Regions from separate parts of the Homo sapiens genome. Here region 2 is linked to region 1. Evidence: chromatin loops called from intact Hi-C (ENCODE). Cell type or tissue: right lobe of liver. All regions are shown on one strand. Links, peaks and the distances in the headings refer to the core of each region. The heading gives the core; the rest is flanking DNA. Region 1 overlaps HSD17B2 (hydroxysteroid 17-beta dehydrogenase 2). Region 2 holds the start of HSD17B2 (hydroxysteroid 17-beta dehydrogenase 2).

Evidence for each region. Hi-C counts contacts between places; a loop is a spot of excess contacts. Peaks named below come from ENCODE experiments on the same cell type or tissue, not always from the same donor. Only the 100,000 strongest peaks of a DNase experiment are listed, where the experiment ranks them.
Region 2: a loop joins it to region 1, with 2.4 times the contacts of the local background. A loop is called at or near these places in 4 of 110 quality-filtered maps.

The regions. Positions count from the first base shown.
Region 1 is chr16:82,083,887-82,095,199 of GRCh38, reverse strand. HSD17B2 (hydroxysteroid 17-beta dehydrogenase 2) reads right to left here. Exons shown (of 5, transcript NM_002153.3): 4 at 4,161-4,298. Among named protein-coding and RNA genes, the nearest start is that of HSD17B2-AS1, 23 kb to the right of the region's middle. In right lobe of liver, for the core only: no CTCF peak of the experiment used is centred there; a DNase peak (open chromatin) is centred at 6,609; H3K27ac peaks cover 2,971 bases.
Region 2 is chr16:82,026,627-82,037,939 of GRCh38, reverse strand. HSD17B2 (hydroxysteroid 17-beta dehydrogenase 2) reads right to left here and starts at 2,687. Exons shown (of 5, transcript NM_002153.3): 1 at 2,251-2,687. The coding sequence starts at 2,515. In right lobe of liver, for the core only: CTCF peaks have their summits at 3,748 and 6,324; DNase peaks (open chromatin) are centred at 2,749, 3,789 and 6,019; H3K4me3 peaks cover 1,656 bases; H3K27ac peaks cover 4,864 bases.

The DNA of each region.
Region 1 (11,313 bases), core at 2,214-10,213:
CTACCTCTCCCCTGTCCCTGTCTTCGTGGGCTGACACCTCATTCTTCTTTAAACACCTCATGGAATTTCTGGCCACTCTTGTGGGTAACCTATCCAGAGTCCCCAAAGCTGTCTCTGTGAGTGACAAAGCCATCAGCCTTTTGCCATCAGTCCGTCATCATCTCCCACTTTTGACAGACTCTCCCTACCCATCCCTCCCATGCCACTTTGGTGCTGCACACAATGAAGTTATTGATATGACCTGTATCAAAATCCCATCTCTGCCTCCTATCAGCTCTATGGCTTTGGAACTTCCTTAACTTCTCTGAGCCTCCATTTTCTCACTGCAAGATGGGGCTATTATGATGCCTACTTCACAGGTGAGGATTAAGGGAGATAATGCACATAAAGCACTTAAAATCTGCTAATCTAGCATGCAGTATGATTTAGCTATCTTTATTTCAGGGCACCAGAAAAATCTGGAATGTCTCTTAGAATGTCTTCAGAAGCTCCTTGTCTGTGTCCCTGAAGATTCCTTTTCTTGCCCCTACCTTCAAATAAATATAAGTATGAAGTGTCATTCTCCAAACATGAGTTCTCAGCCTTCTGCTCTTGGGCTTCTTGCCTTGAGAGAGCTCATCAAATAGCTTTAAACTGGGGGGCAGCCTGATATAAAAGGAAGAACCCAGGCACTGCATCTCAGGATCTGATCTCAAATTTTCCACCATCACGGTGTACGTGGGATACCAGATCCCCACCCAAGGGCATGTTATCCACCCCAACTCAGCACCATCACCTGGAGAATAATGTCAATGAAACCTGCTCCTCAGAGTTGTGGTGATTGGAGTATACATAGAAAGGGTAGAGGTATAAATTGGAGCAATATTTTAGAAAACAGGTTGGTATGATTCAGTAAAGCTGAAGACAGGAAAACTCTATGATCTAGTCATTCTTTCAGAGGCATTTGAACAAGAGTAACTCCATCTTGAATAGGGGCTGGGTAAAATGAGAATGAGACCTGCTGGGCTGCATTCCCTGGAGGTTAAGCATTCTTAATCACAGGATTAGATAAGAGGTTGGCAGGATTGGTATCACAAGATACAAGTCATAGTAACTCTGCTGATAAAACAGGATGTGGTAAAGCAGCCAGCCAAAACCCACCAAAATCAAGATGGCAACAACAGTGACCTCTGGTCATCCTCACTGCTCATTATATGCTACTTATAATGCATTAGCATGCTAAAAGACACTTCCACCAGCACCAGGACAGTTTATAAATGCCATGGCAATGTCCAGAAGTTGCTCTGTATGGTCTAAAAGGGGGAGGAACCCACAGTTCCAGGCCATCCCTCCCACTTTCCCAGAAAACTCATGAATAATCCACTCCTTGTCTAGAATATAATCAAGAAGTAACTATAAGTATACTCAGTCAAGCAGTCCATGCTGCTGCTCTGCCTAAGAAGTAGGCATTCTTTTATTCCTTTACTTTCTTAATAAACTTGCTTTCACTTTACTCTACAGATTCACCCCAAATTCTTTCTCACACAAGATCCAAAAACCCTCTCTTGGAATCTGGATCAGGAGCCCTTTTTGGTAACAATTTCACTCTGCAGCATGTGTCATGGGAAAATTCAAGCACACAAAAACCAAAGTACATGTACCAGAAAGTTCATAGCTGCATTGTTCATACTTGTTCAAACTAGAAGGGACTCAAACATCCCATCAACAGTAGAAAATCATGGCATATTCACAGAATACTGCACAGCAATGAAATGAGTGGACTACAGCTACACACAGTGCAGATAAATTGTCTAATCAGAATATTGAGTGAAAGAAGCCAGACACAAAAGGATACATACATATTGATTCCATTGAAAGTGCAAAAGCAGTTAAAGTCAAATGCTATTAAGTGGGCTGGATGTGACTCTACAAAGAAAAGCAAATAAATGATCATTACAAAAAGTAAGAGGTGATTACCTATTGGGAGGTTGGAGAGGGCTGTGATGGTAGAGGATCATATAGGGGCTTCTGGGTGTTGGTAATGTTTTATTTTTTGATCTGGGTGTTAAGTACAAGAGGATTTATAATAATTTGTTGAACCCTGTGCGTATAATGCTTTTTTCTGTTTATATATTTCTCGATTTTAAAAATTAAGATCAACATCAGTAAAGAATGTATGGTAAGTGGGTGAGAACAGCTCTCCAGAACTATTATGCATAGCAATTATACTGAATCTCCAAAATCATAACCTAACTGCAGGATTGCTCTCTCGTCTAAATGGAATTTTACATCTGTGTGTTGGAATTCTCTTTGGGCTGTGTCACCAAACACTCAATCCTCCTGCCAGATTCAAAATCAAATTCACCATTTCCCTCTTGTACCAGCTCTCAAGCAGCTTCCCTCTCTTTGTATCCCAGTCTCTCAGTCCAACCAGCACATTTGGCTTCACCTCTGACCCATGTCTCTTCTCCATCTCCTCTCCTCAATTCTCCTCCCAACCCAGGGAGTCCCCAAGTTGGAAACCCATCTCAAGACTTCATCTTCTCTGCATTTCTATCGCCCTGGTCCTGCCTGTCATCGTGTTGACCCATATCCCTTTCTCTGGGTCTCTGTCCCTTTCTCTGAGTCTTGCACCCCCTCTGCAACCTTAGGAGGTTCTCAGCTATCAAGTGTTTCAAGCCAAAATTTCAATATTTCTGTATAGATTTTATCTTTTGCATTTGGGATAACATTCAAACCTTTAGGGTTTGTTCTTTCGTGCATTTAGCAATACCTCCCAGTCTGTGGTCTTTTATTAGACATACTTTTTACATCTTCACTTGAATCATCGGTTAAATGTTTGATGGCCCAGAACTGAAGACTGAGCCTTGGGGTAGGCTGCCTCTTCCCAGAGTTCAGATATGCAGGGAGGGGAGTGGAGAGAAGGGCCTTCTCCTCTTGGGGTGGAGGGGAGGTGGGTCATATTCTTCAGAGGGAAGGAGAAAAATATTGTTTCTGAAATATAAAGAAGCTGGGGAAGGAAACCTTCTTGGCCAATGGCAGCAAAAGACTAATAAATGTTACTCTGACTATCTGCTCAAACTTTTAGATGAAAATAAGCTCTGAAGCCAAATAAAGAAACCTAGTATGAAACTAATGGATTATACATTGTTAAACAGGTTTGGGTGGGGCAATGAAAATAATCAAAATTGGTGAGAGTCAGTTAGGGACCATTTTTGAGCTGCGTTCCCACAGACCAAATACAACTCTACCATTGAGGGAGGGAGTGTGTGTCCCAGAAAGGTCCCGCTCAGAGCAGGCACCAGGGGACCAGGGTTCTAACCCAGTGTGGCCTCTGCTTGCTGATGACTTATAAGCCAACGCAATTCCTTTGTGAAAGGAAGCAGGGGTGAAGCCATACATGGAGAGCATGGCACTTAGAAGAGGCCCATGCAACCCAAGCCCTGCTGGGTGGACACTGAGAGCTGGAGAGCTCTGGATGCATGACAACCCCTTCCCAACCCCCTGCACTAAGAGACTTAACGAAACTCCAGCACAGTTTCTAGCAGCATAAGGCCCTGTCCCTTGGATAACACCAGCCCCTCCCTAAAATGCCTGCCTAAGAAGGCTCAACCTTGCCAGAAAATTTTACTATTTGTTCTATCCAAGACATCCCTGAGAGGTCCCTGACTTCCCTTTCCTGAAATACTTACTAAAAAAGAACTTTAAATTGTAAATATATAGCTCTTGCAATGCAGAAGCATTTCTCTCCAGGATCTGAGAGCCATTCCTTTGGAACTGAATCATCAAGGATCAGACCTCTGTTTCTCTGTCTCTGTGGGAAGACAGAATCTGGACTTCTTTAATTGCCAGCTGGCAGACACAGCTGGCCCCTCTGCATGGACACTGATGGACCCTTGTACTTTTTCACTAATCTGACTTACTGAGCCATGCTTTCCCCTCTCCCTGGTTTTCCTTTTAAAATGTTTAAAACACCTTCGCACAAATCAGAATGGAGCTTAGCTCTTTCCCCTACTGTCAGCAGTTACTGAATCAAACCTGTTTTCACCCCTTTAACTGATCTCTGGCTGTGCTCATCTTTGACAACAATGAGGGGTTCAATGTGTGCTCTGTCAGACCAAGAGGACCTTCGGGGTTCCTTCCAGGATGAACATCACAGGTTCTTGGGCTCAGAAACCTACTTGTTAGGAAGCCTCCAGGTTGGATGGAAGCAACTTTAATTCCCCACTTGGAAAGCTCCAGTCTCATAACTGATGAGAACATGGTCACAGCCGCCTTTGATGAGCCATAAGATGCCAGCCTTTCCATTGGGGCCCCTCCTATGGGAATAATGGGAGAAAAAGAAGCAAAGTTAGAAATGTTCATTTGTTCATCCAATAAATATTTAATCAGTGTCTACTGTATGTAGGAACTGGTATCAGTGACTTGGGCAGACAAAGGCAGGCAAGGCCCCCTGAGCCCAGGTGAGCAATGTTCTTGCTCATTCCCACAGTGTAGCTTCATTTGCTTCTGCCTTCTTTGGCTCCCCTATTGCAGCTGGTATGATGACAAACCAAGTTGAAGGCTCAATCTTGTCCAACTCCTAAGCAAAATGTAATTTAGGGCTGGCCGCAGTGGCTTATGCCTGTAATCCCAACACTGTGGGAAGCCAAGGTGGGCAGATCACCTGAGGTCAGGAGTTTGAGACCAACCTGGCCAACATGGTGAAGCTCCGTCTCTACTAAAAACACAAAAATTAGCCAGGCGTGGTGGCGCATGCCTGTAATCCCAGCTACTCATGAGGCTGAGACGTAAGAATCGCTTGGACCCCAGGGGGCAGAGGTTGTAGTGAGCTGGGATCACGCCACTGCACTCCAGCCTTTCGAAAGAGTGAAACTCCGTCTCAAAAAAAAAAAAAAAAAAAAAAAAAAAAAAAAAACAATGTAGTTTAGGTAAGATGAAGAGCACCTACCGACCAGGCCCTGATCTTCTAGCCTGACCAACATACCTTCTGAGGTTCCTGGTAAACATATCTTTTTGTGGGGAGGAGGGTCCACTATTCAACCCACTACAGCACCTGTAATCGAACAGATTGTGCTCAATACTTGTTGCAACGAGGAATAACATACATCCTGGGAAATGGTGGGGCATCTCTTTAAGAGGATGTGAGAAAGGACTTATTCTAGGGCTAGAGCAGATGCTCTGTTTCCCACCTAAATCATATTTAGCTTAGAAGCTGGTGAGATTGAGCCTTAAACTGAGTTTGTCACTGGACCAGCTATAAGGAAGTAATGGAAGGCAAGATCAAAGGAAGCCAAGAAAGGGAGTGATCCACTTGGAATAAGAGTCTCTGAAGATGTCACTGAGGCAAGGATCTCTAGGAAAGGCCATCCTGGATTAGGATGGGCCCTAAATCTAATTAATGATGGGTGTCCTTATCAGAGACAGAAAAAGAGAAGGCACAAGGGAGAAGGCCACATGAAGATGGAAGCAGAGATTTGGGTTATGTTGCCCAAGCCAAGGCACACCTAGGGCCACCAATAGCTGAAAGGGGCAAGGACAGATTCTTTCCCAGAGCCTCGAGAAGGAGCACAGCCCTGCTAACACTTGGTTTAGACATCTGGCCTCCAGAACTACGAAAGAAAAAATTTCTGATGTTTTAAGCCACTCCGTTTGTGGTGATTTGTGACAGCAGCCCCAGAATATGAATTGAGGTGCATTCCTGGTGGTCTTCAGCAGGAAGACACTGATGTTATGAAGGAGCAAAGACAGTAGGGCTCACAGTGCCTCATGAAGTCTCACACGAAGACTAGACCCATAACAACAGGGCTCCCAGGCTTGGCAAAGATTTCCCAAGTGAAAGAAGCATCCACTGGGTGAATGGATAAGCAAACTGTAGTCCAGCCATATGATGGAACACAACTCAGCCATAAAAGGGAATGAACTTGATACATGTAACAATATGGATGTCTCAAAACAATTATGGGCAGTGAGAGAGCCAAACACAAAAGGGTATGTACTCTTTGGTATAATTCCCTTCATGTAAAGTTCAACAAATGCAAATTAATCTCTAGTAAAACAGATCAGTGGTTACCTGAAGGGTGGGGGTGCTATGAACATTGTGCCCACCCCCATCAAAATTCGTATTTTGAAGCCCTAACCCCTAGTGTGATGGTATTTGGAGATGGGGCCTTTGGAAGGTAATTAAGTCCTGAGGGTGGAGCCTTCATGATGAGAGGGATTAGTGCCCTTTTAAGAAGAGACACCAGTGAGCTTATTTATTCTTTCTCTCAGACAATTGGTGAGCTAGTAATTTATTGTCTCTCAGACAATTGAAGAGCTAGTAAATTCCTCTTCCATTTTTGGTGTAAGCTAACTTGGGGTTTGGCCCTGTCACTTAAACACAAAAGGTCCCAAGGCTTAACTGATATAATTTTAACACGATGTCTGGCATCAAGCAGACTCTCATTAAACTGGTTAATCTTGCCACAGATGGCCAGCGGATTTTTATGTAAGTGATTTATAGTTTCATGAAATCTTAGCGTTTGAAATCCAACTCCTTTCTATTACTAATAAGGGAGGCCAAAGAAGTTACAGCAACTTGTTCAAAATCACAGCATGGGCTGTGTGGCAATCCCAGTTCGTGGGGTTAGCCAGAGTTCTCACTTCTCCATGACCTTTATAGATGTTGAAGGTTGGTCAGATAGAAGACAAACAGGTTAGCAGAGGAGCCAACACTGACTGCATTCAAATCCTAGCTCTGCCATTGATTAGCCACCTGTTAGCAGGATAGTCACTTTATATTTGGTCTCTGCCTTTTTATCTGTAAATTAATAATGATGGTCCATGCATCATAGGATCGTTGCGAAAGTTAAATTAATAATATATTAGAATAGTGCCTGGCACAAAGTAGCTCCATATAAGGGCTTTCTACCATTAGTGCTACTCAGGCTTTTCAAAATAATATCTCAATAGCCCAAAAGGCTCCATATGTTCACGGTTTCTTAGAGTAATAAGTGCACCTGCTTCAGAATCTCCAGCAGCCGTTGTTTACTATGTGGATTACTAAGAGCCACCCTGGACCCACTGAATCAGAATCTGCACTTAATACTTATTCAAGTAATCTTTTGAATATTAAACCTTGAACATTAGAGTTTTGTCACATATTTGTGCACATGAGCTTTTGTGATAATGCACTGCCTTATGGGTAAGCGCTGTGGTTTGAATGTGTCCCTCCAAAAGCGTATGTTGAAACTTAATCCCCAATGAAACAGTGTTAGGAGGTGGGGTGCACCAAGAGGTGATTAGGCGTTGAGGATGGGGTGAATGGATTAATGCCATTATCTTGAGAGTGGGGTCGTCATAAAAAGGGGATTTTGGCCCCCTTTCGCTCTCTTTCTCTTTCTCCCTCTCTCTTGCCCTTCCACCTTCTGCTGTGGAACAGCACAGCAAGAAGACCCTCACAAGATGCCACCCCTTTGATCTTGGACTTTCCAGCCTCTAGAACCAAGAGCCAATCAATTTCTGTTCATTATAAATTACCCAGTCTGCAGTATTCTGTTATAGCAACACAAAACAGACTAAGACATGACATATGAAGTTTGTTGACAGTAGATCATATACCACATTGACAATCTAAACAAAAAGCATGCTTTGAATCAAACATTTAAGACTCATTTGTCTTTTGCATTAATTTGAACCCTGCAAGAACTGCCAATATTAGACCATGTCTTACCTATGAAATGGCAGTATTGTATGGTTCAACCTCATCCATCCAATCTTGCCGTTAATGTTTAAGATGACGTAAGATGAGATAAATATAGGTGTCCAAAGTTGCTGATTAAGAGCCGCTGTGTCTTAAGGCTTTTTGACGTTATGTAACCCTTCATTGTCTGTCCAGTTACAGCCTCTAATTTTTTAATTTAACTTTTAATTTTCTCAAGGTAAAAACACTTAATGTGAATTCTACTTTTTTAACATATTTTTTAAGTGTGCTATACAGCTTTGTTAACTATTGGCACAATGTTGTATAGCAGATCTATGTAACTTATTCCTCTTGCATTACTCAGACACTTTGAATAACCTAACATTAGGTAACTTAAGAGAACACACCTTGTTATGGACTTAATGTTTGTGTTTCCCAAAAATTCCTATCTCAAAGCCCTAATCCTCAAGATAGCTGTATTTGGAAATGAGGACTCTAAAAAAGTAAAGTTAAATGAGATCAGAAAGATGAGGCCCTTGATCCAACAGAATTAGTGTCCTTATAAGAAGAAACACCAGACACCTCACACTCTCTCCTTGAACATGCACCAAGGAAGGGCTATGTGAGGACACAGCAAGAAGGTAGTTGTCTGTAAACCAGGAAGAGAGCCCTCACCAGAAAACCAACCATGCTGGCATGCTGATCTGGGACTTCTAAACTGCATAACTGTGAGAAAATAAATTTGTGTTGTTTAGGCCACACGATTTGTGATATTTTATTGTGACAGTCTGAGCAGACTGACATACGTAGTCAACAACAAGACCTGCCTTAATCAATAATGTACAGAACTATGGACTCTTTCCACTCTTCCTAGACGTAGACTGCACCCTTTCTATCCTTACTTAGCATAGGCACGAAAAATCATCCCCTCTTCTAAGTCATATTCCCCCGAATGCCTCTGTGAACTATTCAGTCAATTTGTTCCCTGGGCTGTGTTCCCTTACCTGGCAGGGGAATAAATTCAGCATTCACTTTGTTGATTATTCTGGTGGTCATTTTATTTCCTTTACATTGTGATATATTGTTGACAGTAGGCTAAAAATAAGGGACTTGAAGTTACCATTCTGAAGCTTACAAAAGAATTGTGAAGACCCTCTCTCTCCCCACCGTATGTGTACTTAGCATCATGTTTTCAAGGTTCATTCATGTTGTAGCGTGTATCAGTACTTCACTCTTTGTAAAGCTGAAAAATATTCCTTTATATGGATATGCCACATTTTATTTAGCCAGTGATCCTTTTATGTATTCTTAAGTTGTTTCTACCTTTGGCTATTGTGAATAATGTTGCTATGCCCATCTATGTATGAGTGAGTTTTTGTTTGAACACCTCTTTTCTATCTCTTACATATACACCCAGGAGTAGAATTGCTAGGTCACACAGTAATTCTAAGTTTAACTTACTGGGGAACTGCCAAATGTTTTCCACATCTGCTGAACCATTTTATATTTCTACCAGTAGTATAAGAGGGTTCCAATTTCTCCACATTCTCACCAACATGTGTTTTTTCTGTGTGTTTTTTTTTTATTATAGCCATCTTAGGGTGTATATTATATTATGGTGGTTTTTCATTACGGCCATTTTAGGGGGTATGTTATCTTATTGAGGTTTTGATTTCTAGCAATTGTGTATTTAGAAGCCCTCCGGTGATTCTGATGCATCTCAAGCTTGAAAATGTGGTCCGGGGATTAGTACCGCCAACATCACTCAGGAACTAGTTATAGACATGCAGAATCTTAGGCTCCACCCAGACCAACCCAGTCAGATTCTGCCTTTTAGCAAGATCTCCAAGTGATACCCACATATGTCAGTGTTGAGAAGCAATGGAGTAAGAGACAGCCCTAAATTGCCAACACTTCCTGATTACCATTTAAACAGAACAGAGTTAGGGTTTTTTTTTTTATGCCCCTCCTTGTCTGACATGTTCTTGCTTAACAGCCTGGAAAAGTAGAAAGCACATAGTACTTGGAGTAAAACAGATCCCGGTTCATATCCTGACTTTATCACTTACCAGTTACACAAACTTGGGTTACAGAGTGCTTGATCTAGAAAATTAATTAATATCTGCATTCTGTGGATGTTAGAATGAATTGACTATAGGCATGTAAATCTCTCACACAACCCAGCATGAGGAGGTTCACTCAGTCTTGCTCTACCCACTTTCCCCCTTGTCCCACAATCTCCCTAAAGAGTGTCAGGGAAGAAAATCTCAGCCTAGGCTTCCCATCTTGCCACTGAGCAGCTGAGAGACTGGCTGAATGACTTGCCAAATGATTCTTTTAAGGCAGCTGGCTCAGCAAGGAAAAGTCCAGGAATGATCCCACAGTCTGGACTGAGACAGAACTCAAGGCTGAAACTGTGAACTCTTCTAGATCTTTTAATTTGTAGACTTGTAAGAATCTCTAAGATTGCTTGCTTTGGTATAAAGTAATTCTGAAGTATTTTAAATAGCTTGGGACGGCCTCAGTAGCTCATGCCTATGATCCCAATACATTGGGAGGCCAAGACAAGAGGATTGTTTGAGGCCAGGAGTTCAAGACCGTCCTAGGCAACAAAGTGAGACCCCATGGCAAAAATAAATTAGCAGATGTGATGGCATGTGCCTGTATTCCCAGCTACTCAGGAGACTGAAGTGGGAGGATCGCTTGAGCCCAAGAGTTCAAGGTTATAGAGAGCTACTATCGTGCCACTGCACTCCAACCTGGGCACCAGAGGGAGACCTGTTTTAGAGGGGTTTATCTTCAACTCTTCTTATTCAAGCATAGCATGCAATTATACACAGGTGTTTACTCTGCGATTTCTGGAGGAAAACTGGCCCGAGAAAGGTTTTGGGCCTCAAACAGAACAATTTTCCAACTGTCCTTTGTACAATTAGAATTGTTTTCCACTTCCTCTAATTCTAGGTAAAAAAATAAAAAAAATAATAATAAAAAGAACAGTTTGATGTGGCAGGCAACTGTGATTACTCTCTCTCCGTTGAGAGGTCCCTTTTACTTGGATATTTCCTATATACCAGTAACTGTGCTAAGCACTCAAAACCCATGGTTCATTTAAATCTGCAGCCAAGATCAGAGGTTTTCAACTGGGGGTGATTTTGCACCCCAAAGATCATGGGAAATATCTGAAGACGTGTCACAATTAGGGGTGGGTGCTACTATTATCTAGTGGGTCAAGGACACATATGCTGTTAAACACCCCGTAATGCACAGGACAGTGCCCTTACAGAAAGAATTCTCCCCACCAAAATGCCAGTAGTGCCAAGGTTGAGAAATATTGCCCTGGACTCAGGTGCTACATGACCCTCATTTGAAGATAGAGACATGACAAGTAAGGTGACCTGACCCAGGTCACCCAGCTAGTAACCGAAGAGCAAGATTTAAGCCACAATGACACAAAATCTCTGAGGCCTGGGTCATTTTAGCAGGGCTTGTTTTTGAGCATAGCATGCAATTGCACACAAGTGTTTATGCGAACATTTCTGAAGAGCAAAACTGGCGACTTTAGGCCTCAAAGAGAAAGATTTTCCAACTGCTCTTTGTACCATCAGAGTTGCCTCCCATGCCTCTGATACTTGGTTAAATATTTATCCAAC
Region 2 (11,313 bases), core at 2,118-10,117, 57 kb after region 1:
TTTCCTTTCATTTACAAACTATTTCCAGCACACTAATCCAACCATATACAAACTATTTCTTCCAGCTGTTATCACAGCTTTTTGCCCAGCCCAGGAATCTATGCATTTGACGTGGCTGTAGACTTGTTCCAACCCTGGGATTTCCTGTGTGTTTTCCTTTGGCCCAAGCAGTTTTCCATGTAACACAGTCCTTGTGGCTGTCATTTTTAATGGTTGCACATTGTTATACCCAGAGGATGTACCATATATTATCACCCTTTTTGTTGCTTTTGATATTTAATATTAATCTAAATTAAATAATAAGATTGTGTTGAATGTGCCATTTTGGTTTTGCTTCTACTCTTTTTTTCATATTTCAGATTATGTCTTCAAAATAAATTTCCAAGACTTGAATTATCAGATAAAGGAACCATATGTATGGTTTTGATGTACACTGCCACATTTTTCTTTGGTCCTGCCCCACCACAATGCGTGCTAATCTATGTTATCATAAGCCAATCTGGAACAAAGGTTATTCCAAACTCAGCGTGGCTTCTTCATTCTTTAAAGAGTTGTGGTCTAACAAAATGAATTCATTTTAAATTTCTCGATTTCATACAAAGGTCTTGAGGCCTTGTCTAGGATGATATGAGCACATAGCATTCCTCATAAAAATGACAGAGAACTTGAAAATAACAAAGAACGTGAAAGTGACATTTCAGTCATCCTTAAATATATGTAGTGCTCATCTTAATTCTAAGCTTTCTTCATTGCCATAAGCATTTCATGCAGGGATTAGTCCTTGAGCTTGAGTTGCCTAATTGATTCAATCATCCTCACTCAACACTAAATGCACGGCACCTTTCAGTGGCTGATGTGGGCTCACTGAGTTGGGTGCATATTTTGTGAGCATTAATTAACACCTGCATCTTGAAATGCAGAGGATAAAGAATGTTGACAAAATAAACAAGCAAGAAGGGATTCCCATTTTCTCAGCTACCCTGTGGTTTGCCTGAGCTCATCCTAAGGTTTCATAACAGAACAGGACACAGAACAGGAAAATTGAGACTCTCTTACAAATTTCACCGATAAGCCATTTGAGAATTCTAATAAAAAAGTGGAAAATCCAGCCAGACTCCCAGATACATGATTCCAGGTGATATCAGACATTCTTGCAGATAAACATCCCATTGACTGAATTTTCTCCCTCTAAACTTTCAAAAATTAATTTAAAGAAGCTTCTTTTCTGTGGCTTGTCTAACCCCAACAAGCACCAATTTGCATTTTGTTTCAAGAAAGCATTTTACTTTAACCCAAAAACAAAGTCTGTTTCTCTGCAAATTGTCAAGCCCCAGATTTTCTCCCAACCACATCCCCATGCCATTCTTGCCTTCACCCTGAGGATCATGGTCAGAGGGGTGATGATCTCCCCCAAATGATTCCACAGCTGATTTTTTTTTTATTTGGTAGGGCTTTCTGGGTTAGGATAACGCTGGATAATCCTAATTACAGCCCTATCCAAGCTTAAACTCCATAACCAAGCAAAAATTTTACAACTCAAAGAAATTTAATTTGGCCTCACACTTGCAATGGGGAAACACACACACACACACACACACACACACACACACACACACACAAACAAGGGAAAAACTGGCAGCTCAGCTAACAGGCAACTGAATGTTGGACACGATGCCAAGTTGGTCCAATTAAGAAACATTAGAGGTCTAATGAGGAACAGTTCAGACAGGACACAAGGTTCTTGACAGCAGCCAAGCAAACTGCAAAGTCTCCAGCCCAGGTAAGTGAATCCCTTCAATATTTCAAAACAGCAAGGGACAAGTAGAACTTGGCTTGTAAGCGTTCTTGCATACCTAGGGAAGAAGAGTCCAGGTGGAGAACCTGGCCAAACAATGATGTCAGAACAAAAGTCCATTTAAGCCTAAAAAACAATCTATGGGACATTCCTGGGTACAATAGAACACATGAAATATTGCCATTTTGCCTATTAATATTTATTCCTGGGAAATTTTAACAAAATCATTGTCTGGGTGCACTTCATCCTCTCCTTCCCTCCCACTACCAGCCCCTTCAAATGCACCTCCTGGAAAAAACGGAACGAAAACAGTGTCATGAAAAATACTTGGGTGAGGGCTTTCATTTACTCCATGCCAAGTATTTTATTTTTAAGCCAGATTTGACAAAGTCCTGCTAAGGCAAAGCAAGTTTCAGATCATACCCTCAGTGAAAATTGTAGCACCGTCTGCTTACCTGTCACCAGGACTGCCTTCTGATCCACAGGTAACAATTCTTGGCCAGATAAGTAAGTATACATGAGGAAGCATGACACCGAGAAGAGGATCAAGCCCCAAAAAGGGGACAGGATGAGCAGGCAGACTGCACAGAGGCCTGCCAGGCAGACCATCCAGCTCCACAGCTGCCCTGAGCTCTTCTTGTATTTGCAAAATACTGTCCCACATAGTACTGTGGGGACAGCCAGGCAGATCCATGCTGTGTCCGAGAAGAAAGTGCTCATTCTCAGTGACTTGCTGCACCTTCAAGTGCTCAGGGCCAGTGAGTCTAGCGGGCAAAGGCTGGCTGGAGGCAGCCTGAGTTCTGTGAACAGAGAGTCAAGAAGGGAGGGGAGAAAGCAGCCCCAGCCCCTTTCAACTGAGCATAGATTAAGCATAATCATATTCCCAGTGGGTAATTTAAACCAGTGTGCACTTCAACATAAATACCAAGGCACTTCCTATTTGACCGCTCTCGCCCCTCCCCACCCCCTGCATACACAACACATGCACATACTCACCCACAAACACACACCTTCTATTTTTTTTTAATGACAGTCCACCTCTGGAGCGATGACTAACTGGATAATAATTGACAGAATTTGAACTGCATGGAGAATAACAGGAAGATCCTCTAGCTCACAGGAAAATACTGTCTTCTTCAAGAGCCTGCAGTATGTCTGGGTGCTGAGTCCTTTTTCTGACTCGGGAGTGAGTGAGAGTGTGTGTGTGTGTGTGCGTGTGTGTGCATGCATGCATATAAATATAGGCAATCGATGAAGTTTGGAAAATAGATTCTGGAAGGGAAGGCACCTCTGATCTGGTCCATAGCTTCAGGACTCCTACAAATCCCAACTGAGGCAGGCTGAAGGGTTGGATGGAGAGGGATATGAAAGTAGAGGAAGATATTCCTTGGTAGAGGAAAGTGCTTTGGTCTTGCCTGAGTGGAAACATGCCAGGGAGAGATAATAATGACAATTAACTAATAGCGGCTAATATCTATTGGTAGTTTTTTGTGGCAGAGGCTGTGTATAGCTGCTTATTTGTTCTTTCTCTTTATTGTAAGCCTATTCTATGCCAGCCTCCATTCACTGGGACTCCTCTCATCCTCCTTGAATACAATATCCTTATGAAGTTGATTCTAGTATTATAGTAATTTTACAGGTGAGGAAACCAGGACACAGAGAGGGTAAGAGACTTAGTCAAGATCACACAGCAGTGGAGTCTTGCAGCCTGATCTCAGAGCTGTATGCCCCTAAGCATTCTATTCCACTGCCTGCTTTAGGCAAAAAAAAAAAAAAAAATTAGTGCATTATGTGCTAGATCTTTCCTACTTTCACCCCATTTCAACCTTATAAAACTGTTTGAGGTGGGTGTTATTATTATGGTCAGTTTACAGAGAGAAAAACTGAGGCTGGGAAAAAATAAATCCCTTACTCACAAGCGGCTTAAAAGCCAGCACTCTGCAACTACAGCACCACCTAACCGTGCTAAGCCAGAGAGGGGTCACCGCACCTGGGCTCAGGGCGTGCCCCATGTGGGCCACATGCCTGGCTGGAGGGAGGCAAGGTTGTGATAAAGGCTGGACTTTGGCATAGCTAGAGAGAAACATTCTCTATTTGAGGTCAGTTTCCCTCTATTCAAATCTAATCTTAACTCCACTACTTATTAATTACATAGTCTTGGGAGGGTCACTTCACCTCCCTAGATCTTCATCCCTTTGGCTATAAAATAATATCATATCCTGCCTGGAACAGTAGAAGGAACCTCATAAATGCTAGTGATTCATGTTTTTTAAACAGGAGGAGAATGAAGAATAAGAGGAAGTCGTGTAAAACAAAGTGTCCAGTGGAGTATAGACTTGTCTCAAAACACGTGCTGGAGTTAAATGAGGGGCAGGAGGAGGAAGGGAGAGGATGCCTTTTGTGGATGATGTTGGGGAGGCAGGACTCGGGAAGGAAGGGACCCAGCAGCGTATCCCCTGTAAAGGGAGGTGAGGCAGAGCCCACCTGGGCTCAAAGCCAACTCAAGACCCAAGGGAGAAGGGGTGGGAAGCAGTGTCTTGTGAACCATTACTGTGCTGTGGGACTGTGGGGTTGGACAACAAGGCAGTTATGAGGGTCTGCGTGGAGTGATGGCAACTGTTGTCTGCCCTCCCAGCCACATGGACATTTGAGTCAGGGAGACGTTACCAGCTCCAGGCCAGGAAGCTTAGGGGCAGGGATCTGGAATTGCCTTTGGCTAGCCCTGAACTCTCCCTCCCTCAACAGACCCCAATTCCTTCCTGGGTGCCATCTGAGCCACAGGGCACCTCTCACAATCCTTGTGGCCTCACCAGCCCAGAGCATCCTGGCAGTTAGCTCCGTTCGAAAAACAGCTTCCAGGTGGGGAGACAGGACTAGCTATGGCTCTTCGCTGAGAGTCTTGGCATTTGGTCAGTGGCTCCCACATTTGGGCTGAGCCAAACACCTGCGCAGGCTTCCTGCCAAGTGCACGCCCACTTGAGAGAGGTGGCTTTTCTCCTGGAGGCAGCCCTTGCGAGTTCCCAGACCTACTCTGTCCTGGGGCTCCCAAGGGGAGGGTAAAATCTATGAGCAAAAGCCACCCTCAGGCCACACAGAAGTCCCATGAAGGATACTCCCTGAGCCCTGATGGTGAAGGGGCTGAACAGTATTAAGAACATGAGCTTTCGGGTCTCACAGACTTCTAAATTGAGTTCGAATCCTGGCTTAGCTGTGAGGCACTGGGCAAGTTACCTGCCCTTCCTAAGCCTCAGTTTCCTCTTCTGTAAATTGGCGGTAGGAGGAGTCTTTCTTCCAAGGGCTGTTTTGAAAAGTGAATGACACCATTCTTGCATCGTCCCTGGCACTTACAGGCACTCATGGATGGTAGGCACTTTTCTCATTGTTGAGAGTACCCACTGCCTCTTAGCCTTTTTCCTCTGAGCAGAGAGAGAGGTTCTTGACAGCTACCTCCTCACTCATTTATTTCTTCTTTCAGTTCAGCACTCGGCTGTTTCCTTTGTCATCCTTCAGATATCTGCTTAAACATCACCTCCTGTCACCCAATCTGAGTATCTCCTATCAGCACGCTTTATTCATTGCCTTTGTTGCGCTTAGCTCAATCCACAATTATATATTTACTTTGATCAGTTTAAGAACGTTTTCTGTCTCCCCTACTAGACCATAAACTTCATGAGGGCAGGAACCTTATCTGTTTATTGTTTTTCCTTTACTGTTCACCACGTGCACAGTCCAGTGCCTGGCACATCACATGTACATAATTAATATTTGTTGGAAAAATATAGGAAGAATCACATCTCTATTGAGAGTCTTCTAGGTGGCCAGTTCTGCACCAGCCATGGAGGAATTCAGTAGTGAACAATATAGACCCGGTTCCTGGCCTTGCAGAGTTGAGGACGCAGTGCTTCCAGGAGGCCTGCTGCAGGAGCAGAGACTAGTGGGGGTGCACGGTGGTGGAAAGGAAGGCTATTTACCAGTTGGGGAATATATGGAATTGCAGAATCCCCAGGTGAGAACTAGCCCAATCCTTTCTAAGCCCTGAATGTCCTCATCCCAACCTCAGGGTCAGTCCATCTCAGAGCTACCGCTGAATGAAGATTTCCTGCATCCTATTGAGCTAAATCGTGTCCCTTGTTTGTCCCCACCATTTTGTCGTGAAGCTATTCTCGAGGCCATCATGGCTTGGCCAGTGTCCCCTTGCTTGCAGGCTTGCTCTCAGCCTTCCAGGGAAAAGGAGCCAATTGGACCAACTCATTCTTGCTAATGACGCCAGTGGGTCAATGTGTCATTTCCTCCTGCCAGCAGAGGGGCCTTTTGGAAAATGCCATCTGAAAACAAAACATCCTACCCAAAAGAAAGGATTGCCGCCCCCCCAAAAAAAATTGCTGGGCAAAAAATGCTGGGGAAAAAAAAATGCTGAGAATCCTCCAATGTACACTTTCTTAGAATTGGTGGATGTTGAGTTTAGAAGAGAACTTGAAGAAGGAACTTCCCATCTAAAATGGGAATTCCCTCTGTAACATCCCCACCAAGTGGTCATCTTGTCTATTGCCAGAACATCTCTGAGAACAGGCACTTCACTTCCTCTGAAGGCTGATTTTCCCATTCAAGATGGCTCGGGATATTAGAACATTCTCCTCTAGGTCAAATTCATCTTGACGTTTGTCTTCCCACTCCACGTGGAGTCAGAGGATGTCTTGTTCTATTTCTTTCAGATATTTGAAAGATATTTCAGAGCTCAAACATTTTTAAAATCACATTGTTACAATAATTGAAGAACATTTTCCTATGATGAGGGTAACATAATGACGGCATGATTTGCCAAGCAGAGAATGACTGTGTGTTGATGTCATAGTGACCCAAAGTTCAGGACATGGACAGGGTGGTACCAGCCATAACAGATCATCTCAGGGACATCACAGAGATCTTGTTGGTAATACGAGTTTTTTGTTCGTTTGTTGCTTTTTGAGCATTAGGGTGATAACTAATGTTTGGAGTGTTTGTGATTGCGCAAATATCATGTATTACATATTTATCTATTTTATACAGTGGGCAGGAGTGGGGAGACTAGGAGAAGATAGCCAGAACTTGGGGCTGGACCATGCCTTTTTTCTATCTTTGAAATAATACGTGGTAAAGATGTCTAAACTCCTCAATTATCATAAATTCCAAGTAAGTCAGATCTCATTTTTTTTTTTTTTTGTATAGGGTTTCAGGGATCTGCAGCCACTTCTCAGAATGGCATCCAATTACTTACATCTCCCCTGAAAGATTAGGCCCAGAACTGGGCACAATATTTTCAGTACAGTGCAAAGAACATAGAATAGAGTAAGATTATCACCTCCCCTATCCTTGAAGCTTTATTTTTGCTTATGTGTCCAAAGACTTATTTGCTCTTTTAACAAAAGTGCCCTATTCTTGACTACCACGGTGTTTGTTATCAAATAAAATTCGTTTTTATAGTTTCTGCGTCACTTTTAACTTTTTATAGTAAAATATCATACACATGAGGAGAAATTATCCAAAATATAAATAAATACCCATTCCTCCATAGTGATATAAATACATTATCAGCTAGGTGGATGAGAAGAGACAAATCTCACATGCTGAAGAATTATAAATAATGGACATAAATACTCCTTACCTCAAGGACTTGGAGTGTAACTCCCCATTAAGTGTGAACTACACATGGTAACTTTCTTCCAGAGTGCAGCATGAAAACAGAGAAACAGAGCAACGTTACCACGTAGAAACCAGACGAACACTACCCAGGTAGTGAGGGTCAGCACCAACAATGGCAAATCATGTTGATAGTATGATGTGATTTAAAAAAAAAAAGGCAACTTTATCATTGCAGAACATTCTATGAAATACCCAGCAAGTATTGGGTCAAGGCCATCAAAAAACAAGGAAATTCTGAGAAACAGTCACAGCAAAAAGAAGCCCAAGGAGACGTGACGACTAAATGTAATGTGGAAACCTGAGACAGAAAAGAGACATGAGGTAAAAACCAAGGAAATCTGAATACAGTATAGACTTCAGTTAATAATAATGTATTGGCCGGGCACAGTGGCTCATGCCTGTAATCCCAGCACTTTGGGAGGCCGAGGTGGGCATATCACGAGATCAGGAGATCGAGATCATCCTAGCTAACATGGTGAAACCACATCTCCACTAAAATTACAAAAAATTAGCCAGGCGTGGTGGCGGGCGCCTATAGTCCCAGCTACTCGGGAAGCTGAGGCAGGAGAATGGCATGAACCTGGGAGGCGGAGCTTGCAGTGAGCCGAGATCGCACCACTGCACTCCAGCCTGGGTGACAGAGCGACACCCCATCTCAAAAAATAATAAAATAAAATAAAATAATAAAAATAAAAATACTAATGTATCAGTATTGGTTTATGAATTGTGACAAATGCCTCAGTGTGAGGTCAGATGGAAATTCACATCACAACTTGGTATGTAACCAGGCTATTTGCAGAGTGGTGTGTGTGTGTGTGTGTGTGTGTGTGTGTGTGTGTGTGTATCTGTCTTTCTGGGGGCATGTATATGTGTATAAACCTGTATGTGTGTGCTTGTGCACAGGTGTACGTGTGTGTAGGTGTGCCTGTGTCTGTGTGTGTGTAAGTGAGGGTACGTATATCCATATGTAGGTATGTGGGTATTCGTGTATGTGTGTACATGCGTACATGTATGTTTATGTACACATGTGTGTAGAGTTGTGTGTCTGTGTCTGTGAGTGTACGTATGGGGTATGGGGCGGATGTGGGAAGCGTGTGGGGGTGTCTCCATTCATGTGTGTGTATATGTGTGTGTGCACATGCATGTGTAGATATGTGTAAGGGTGTTGTACAAGTGCACACATGCATAGGTGCGTGGATGTGCATGTGTGCAGGTATATCTGTATATTCGTGTGTGTCTTTGAGTGAATATATGTGTATGTATGTGCAAGTGTGTATGCATAAGTAGAAGTGTCTATCTCTGTATCTGTGTCAGTATATGTATGTGTGTGCATATGTGTACATAAGTAGATGTGTATATCTCTGTGTGTAGGTATATGTGTGTATGTGAATATACATGTAGATGTGTACATGTATCTCTCTGTGCTTAGGTACATGTGTGTATGTCCATGTGTCTATGTATATATAGATGTGTACATCTCTGTATCTGTGGGTAGGTATATGTGTATATGTGTATGTGTGTATATATGTAGATGGGTACATCTCTGTATCTGTGTGTAGGTATATGTGTGTATGTGCATGTGTGTATATATATAGATGGGTACATCTCTGTATCTGTGTGTAAGTATATGTGTGTATGTGCATGTGTGTATATATATATATAGATGTGTACATCTCTGTATCTGTGTGTAGGTATATGTGTGTATGTACATGTGTATATATGTAGACGTGAATGTGTGTATATATATATATATATACCTCTGTATCTATGTGTAGGTATATATGTGTGTATGCATGTGTGTATATACATAAATGTGTATCTCTCTGTATCTGTGTGTAGGTATGTGTGTGCATGTGTGTGTATATTTAGCTGTGTACATGCATCTCTTTGTATCTGAGGGTAGGTATACGTATGTATGTGCATGTGTGTATATACCTAGATGTGTATGTGTATCTCTCTGTATCTGTGTGTAGGTATGTGTGTGCTTGTGTGTATATATGTAGATATATACATGTATCTCTGTATCTGTGTGGGTATATATGTGTGTTTGCATGTGTGTATATATGTAGATGTGTATGTGTATCTCTCTGTATCTGTGTGTAGGTGTCTGTGTGTGCACGTGTGTATGTGTTTGTGCACATGCACTGCCAGCGAGTCAACCAGTCAGTCCACTTCCAACAAGTAGGCCTGCTCACAGCTGCTGGACCAGAGGAAGGCTGTTGAAGGCCGATGTGGGTTCCCTCCTTGCTCCATTACAGCTCTCAAGCCCAGCTGCTAAGCATCTCCTTGGGCTCTGCAGTCTGTAAACTGGGGATAGTATTAATAGTGTCTCCCTCATTGTGTTCTTAGGAAGGTCATGTGAGATAAATGCTGGTCAAATGTCAAGTACAGTGTCTGGTCCAGATTTCTCATTCAATAACACTTGACTTCAGGAACCTCCTCCCGACTGATGGGTCAGAAATTACCCTGACTTGCATGTTCTTTACTCTTCCTATGGGTTTCTATTTGTGGAGACTGCTCCCTAGCCAACTTTGCCTTTATCTGCCGCTTATGACTATAAATCAAAAAATGAAGCAATAAGGGTAGGGTGAGGCAATCCACTGAAATTAAACATTAATAGATTTACCTGATGATTGGCTTTTAGTCCACTCCCTGATTCATCAATTATTTGCTAAATGTTTATTCCGGACCAATAATTAGAGATACAGACCCCTCCTTGCCCTTGAGGCTTGCGTGTGCGTGACGAGTAAGGCACGCTCCTGCATGCCTTTGTGTTCCATACACAGTGAATCAGTGAATTCTGTTAGTAAAACACAGATTGAAAGATCCCTGAACTCTGTCTCGATTTACTCGCTTGGATACTGACAAGGACTCTCTGTCTACACAACTTTACTTCTCCTAAATACATTAAGAGATCCACATGTATAAAAATATTTCTGCCCATGTGTCCCAGTATTTTTCTCTCTCTCTTTCTCTTTCTCTCTCTGTGTCTCTCTTCCTCCCTCTCTCTCTCTCTCTCTCTCCCTCTTTTCTTATTCTCCCTCCTAAATTTCTTAAATTTTACATCCACCATCTCCACTTCCTTTCCTCATTCTTGGAAAGGAACAGAGTGTGAGAATTCTACCCTGAACAGGGGGAGCTCATAGAATGGATGCCCCTCTATTACTAGGCTGAATGTTTTTCCAGCCCCTTTCAACAGCAGAGGGGAGTCCTTGCAACCCCTTCCACATTGGTCAGCCAAGCCAGAGCAACCCTCTGTCAGGGCAGTGATGATAGCGTGACCTCCTGAAGTGGTTCTTAGATGGCGTCTGGAGAGAGTGCTCACTTTCCCTGGTCCATGGTGAGAGGACATCAGCAGGAAGGACAACATATTGAATTTCCGTAAGAAAATTCACCTCACTGAAGGGACTGACTTCAGAGATGATAGCCTTCCTCCTCTTTCAGGCATTAAAATAGCTTTTTGTATATGAGACCACTGTGGTAGGTGATCACACTTAACGGTTGTTGCTGTTTGATGCCCTTACTTGGCAAAATTAAAAGTTGGCAAGCCTACATGACTTCCACAGTTTTGGTAAGAAATCTTAACCAGCATTCAAAGTTCAAAGGTATGGGAGCCCCACTGATGTACAACATGGTGGCTTTGAGTTAGAACGACCTGGGTTAGAATTCCAACTCTGCTACTTAATTGACAATGAGCCCTGCTCTCTCTGCTCTGAGCCACTACCTGCTCACCAATACTGCAGATAATAATACCTAACTTTTATTGGCTATAAGGACAGTCTGTGTAAATGGTCTGTCATGTCACAGTTTTCCATGGCAGCAATTATCACAAGCGTCTT